Regions from separate parts of the Homo sapiens genome. Here region 2 is linked to region 1. Evidence: read pairs that join two places in POLR2A ChIA-PET (ENCODE). Cell type or tissue: PC-9. All regions are shown on one strand.

Region 1 (2,500 bases):
AGCTGGGGATTCAAGCTGCGAGGCAGTAAGCACACTAGATGAACTCTGGCCTTGAGGAGTCCCTGTTTCCCTTTTTTCCTTTTCACCCAATAAAACCCTGCTTTACTCACCCTTCAAACCATCTGCCAGCTTGAATTTTCATGGCTGTGGGACGGACAAGGACCCCGTCTTTAGCTGAACTAAGGAAAAGTCCTGCGGCAGTTGTGTGAGGTTATTAACACAAGCTACACAGAAACACATGTTATCCACGTTAGGCCAGCCTCTCCATGCCTATTTGATGGAAGTGCAGGCAAAATGTAAGAAGAATAACTCTGCTGTGTTTTGGATTAAAAGGATTTTTGTGGACTAGCATGATTATTTATTTACTGTACCTATAGGCAAATGTATTCATGAATGGTAGCTCAAAATGTTGCAAGTAGACATCAGCTGTTTTCAGAACAGCTCAGAGAGATGCCACCCTGCCAATGAGAAGAAGCTTAGGAAGGGGGAGCCCTCTGCAGCTGCTCCGGGTACTTGGCACATGGCCAGAAGGGATCCCACACCCTGCATCTGCCATGGCCTCTCAAAGAAAGAGAAGAAAATGTTTCACCCATGCATCGAACATGCCTCTATACAGGACAGTCATAATTTGGGTGTTTATAGGTCAGGGATGACTGTGATGCATTTCCTAACTTTTATTCTCTGCTGTAGCTATGTAAGATGGGGAGTCTTTAGCTATATGCCCTAAAACACAGAAATAACCTGACCCCAGGCCTGTTACTGTGGCAGCTTGGTTGGCCTTTAGAGGTTAACATTCAAATCCTCAAAAGGAAGAAACTCGTATGAGAGAATAACATCTTCAGATACTGAAGCAGAAAGAATATTAAAGCATATGGATTCAGAAAAAAAGAGAGGAAAAAATCTTCATTGTTCACGCTTTCCCAAAAATGTACCAGCTATTTAATTTAGATCAGATCTGACCCCACCCCTACGTTTCTGTGTTATCTTCGCTATTAGAATAGATATGACCCTGGGCTGGAACTGGTCTGTCACTAGAGGAGATAAGATCAGACCTGGTCCACCTGGCAGGTGTCAAATGCAAACAGTCAGAGGCAGAAGTGAGAGTGAAGAATTTGGAATTGAAGGCTGGGCTAACACCAGAGCTTAAGAAAATAATTAATACTCCAAGGGTGAAACCAGTTGGAAAGCAGAGGAAATTGAACTCCTCAATATAGACAGAGGGTGCCCAAGAATTATTGAACCTGAACAGCCTCGTGGGTGCCCAGCTGAGCTGCCCTATTTCCTGTCCATGGTTTGGCAATCAGGAAACCCATGATCCTGAGAAAAGGCTGAAAAGAGCCTTTAGACACCAAAGATTAGAATTAGCCAAGGACCTGACCTGTAGAGATTCTGACTTAGGGTGGGCCCAGGAACCTGTGGCCACAGTTCGAAAAACATAGTATTAGCTTTCACTCTCAAACAAGCAGCTCAGCTGCAATGCCTCTAAAGGTGTAAGTTATGATAAAAAGGAAGTGAAGTCAAGGTGTGTATGGATGTCCAGTATCCAATAGTTTCACCCGAAGGCTGAAACAAACCCAGGAAGCCAGCGGGTGAAAAATAGACGTTAGTTTACAATTCTGGGCTTTAGTCCCAAGACAATTCAATCAAGAGAGACCCGGCAGCTATTTTGATGTGATAGCTTTGTCCAAGCTGCTGTCCACTTCCCACCCAAGTCTAAAGAACCCTGACATTTTTTTAGCTCAGTGGTTACATGGAGGACAAGAGCTGTTTTGAAAGAAGGCTGCAGTTGGGTGCCTGGTGCAAAGGGTCAGACTTAATGTAGGTTGTCAGGAGGAAGTCAGAAGTGAAGAAAAGAGAAACCCAGCAGGTGAGAAAGGAACAGCAGTTCCGCTCTCCCCAGCGGACCAATGCATTCTCTGAAACACTTTCCATCCTAGACATTCCAGCCTGGGGGCAAAGATACCCTCTTTTAGTTGGATTTTGGTTCTGCCAAGTTGATGGGGCCCAAGGGCCCTACGACAGTTGAGGGCGAGATGTGGCAAGAGTGGAAAAGCAGAACACTGAAAAGTATGTTTGGTAGACACTGGGCTGGACTTGGCTTCCACTGAGATTAAAGTTGACAAATGGGGAGGATGTATTATACAATGTATGGGTTAAGAGCACAAATCCTGCAGCTGAACTGAGTTTGCAAATCTTGGCTTAGGTAAACATGAGCAAAATATTTGAACCTCAATTATTTTATCAGTAAAATGTAGATAACTATAGTTTCTACCTTTGGGATTTTGTGGGGATTAAACGTGATAATCAAGGTAAAGTGACTCTGGCTACTAGGTGGAGAATGGATTGCAGGTAGGCAAGAGTGGGAGTGGAGAGATCAGCATGTGGCAGTTGTCTGGAAAGGAAACCACAGTGGCTGAGACTTTAGTGGTGGTAGGAGAGACGTCAAGAAGCGGGTAGCCAGAGTCAGGCCATGTCATCACACTGCTTACTGCCCTTAACT
Region 2 (2,500 bases), 120 kb after region 1:
CATAAATACAAAAATAGCAAACTGAAATTGTATTCCTTAGAAAAATCAATTTCTTGAGATAGCGTTGGATTTTTAGAGGGGATTTTTTTTCTTTTTTTTTTAAAAAAAAACCATGTGTAGATGTGTGGTGCTCATGCAGAAGTCCTCCTTGTTTGCTTTGAGGTCATGGAAGCTGCCTGAATTAAACATGTGAGGAAATACCGTTAAGGGGCTACAGGTGGGTTAACGTCCAACAGTCCTCTCTCCTTAGCAGCCTCCTAAGCCTCCTCTTCGGTTAAATCTCTTTAAGTGAATGTCCAAACACCAATATTCCTCCTTTTGTATAACCTGCCCCACATTCCATTACAGATAGTCCTTTTTTGTGTTATTCTTGATCTTATTTTTTCTTTGAATGAAGGAAAAGAGCTTCTACTCTTGGTGTTAACTTGAATGAAACCAACTGATGACTAAAAACTAGCTCTTAGTGTTGAGTTCAAACATTGTAAAGTTTTAAAACTTCAAATCCCCATGGCATGTGAGAACATTCTGGAAACGATCCAGCATAGACAATAACTTGAAAAACAGATTCATATAAGAAAAGTATAGCTGCACATGTCAACAGTTGCTCCAGCCTTTGGCAAAGTGCTTCCGAGTGCATGAAAATCAATCAATGGAATACATTCTGTTAATGGAATAAGGGGACGGAAAACATCATCTCAGTTGTTACATAAAAAGTATTTGATAAAATCCAATATCCTCTCATGATTAAAACAGAGAAGTTTCTCTTCTACTTGCAGCATTTCTTCCATTTCACCTTCCTTTTTGAGTACTTTTCCTTATTTCATGTTTTTGCACTTGTTTCTCATGAAGTCTGTTATTTTCTCTCTATTCTAACATCCTCTTTTACTGGAGGTAGGTAATTAACAAATTACTTCACACTGAAGCTTTAATGATTTCAGGATTATTATCATTGCAAAATTCCTGGATCATGAAGAATAGGAAATATCTCCAAGAAACGAGTCTATAATGGTAGCTCTCAAAGACCAGGAAACCCTAGAATGTCTCTTCTCCTCATTGGTCTTCATAACCCATAGTTTGCTCTAACCACAGCCATTGAGTTAGAATTCTAAGTAGCCCACAACTTAGATTCATTTTATTACTTATCATTTACTACTCATATGTTTTCAAAGAATTAAAATTCCTCTTTTGGCATTGAAAAATTTTCTCTGTGCATCTATATTACTAAGTATGTTTTCACTACCTGTTCATTGGGAACACACTTTACAAAAATTACTGTGAATTCAATTAAAAATTATATGTCTGAATCTGCATTTTATTCCTCACAGTAGAGTTTATAACTTTGGAAACTATCATACATGTACTTACTTGTAAGACAGTATTTATTCAGTCTACAAGCAGTATTTGGTGCTACATGCAACCATGTTCCCCTGGTGACAACTTGCATCCATTGGGGTAGCAATCGTCTACAGAGGGAAACACTGAGAAGCACAGAGGAAAATAAATTCTAGAAATTCTTGGGAGAAATTGCAAATAGATAGGCCAAAAAGAAGTCAATTCCTCTAGACCTCAGGACCATGAATTGGAAAGTGGAGGCTCCTAGTGGTGCTCCCTAAATTCTAAAGGTCCAACGGCTCTTTGAATCTTTGCCTTTGTCAGGATAAAGGCAGGTCCAAGGTGTTAACTCTAAATCCTCAAAATAGAATCTAAGCTATCAATTTGCTTATTCTGAAGCAATTTTCAATGGTTTTCCCTGCTTTTCTTTTCCATGCATCTAACTGCACTCTTGTCTTCTCACAACACATAGGACCCACTGCTGCACAGAAGGAACTTGAATTCTAATCAGCCAATGTTTTATTTGTGGGACATCCCATCAAATTTTTTAAAAAAGATCTTATTGAACAGAAGAGGGAAATGGAATTTGAGGATGACTTGACATTGTGAGATTAAATGGGGTTGGCAGAAGTTTGACCAGGACTTTTCCCTGCTCTGCTGGAGAGACTGTCTCTCCTCTTGGTGCCCTTCTTGGAGGAGCATTTTCAGCCTGCTGCCTAAACAGCTGTTGATGGATAGCTTTCTCCCTGCAGCACTGCTCCAAAAGCTGGTAGCAGAGATGGCTGATCTATTCCCAGCTGTCTGGATTTTAAGGCTGAGCTGTAGGCTTCAGGGATAGCCACACACATTCTTTCAAGGTCTGAGGCAGGCACACTGGAAATAGTGTGGCCCACTACACCTGGGCTTCTTACATGTAAGCCCTTTATGCTCTCCCAGGCTCTGACCTGCTCTGTGATCACAAGGGCAGTCCTAAATGGAGATCTGTATGAGATCAGCAGTATTTAGCAATTGGGAGTTTGACATAATGCACTTTCTCATAATTTATTAAAGTTGCTAATACATTTAAAAAATATGTGAAGAACATGGAAACCTCTCAGTAATATGTTCTAGTGCATTAACCCTCCATTGATTTTGCATCTCAATCAGAGTAAAAGCCAAAGACCTTATG

Evidence for each region. Peaks named below come from ENCODE experiments on the same cell type or tissue, not always from the same donor. Only the 100,000 strongest peaks of a DNase experiment are listed, where the experiment ranks them.
Region 2: POLR2A ChIA-PET joins it to region 1 with 13 read pairs; 2 of 35 experiments call an interaction of 5 or more read pairs at or near these places.

The regions. Positions count from the first base shown.
Region 1 is chr13:97,191,321-97,193,820 of GRCh38, forward strand. It overlaps a transcript of MBNL2 not described here. Among named protein-coding and RNA genes, the nearest start is that of LINC00456, 13 kb to the left of the region's middle. In PC-9, no CTCF peak of the experiment used is centred here; a DNase peak (open chromatin) is centred at 1,111; H3K4me3 peaks cover 68 bases; H3K27ac peaks cover 2,500 bases.
Region 2 is chr13:97,311,568-97,314,067 of GRCh38, forward strand. The region is part of intron 2 of MBNL2 (muscleblind like splicing regulator 2); the gene reads left to right. Among named protein-coding and RNA genes, the nearest start is that of MBNL2, 90 kb to the left of the region's middle. In PC-9, no CTCF peak of the experiment used is centred here; no DNase peak of the experiment used is centred here.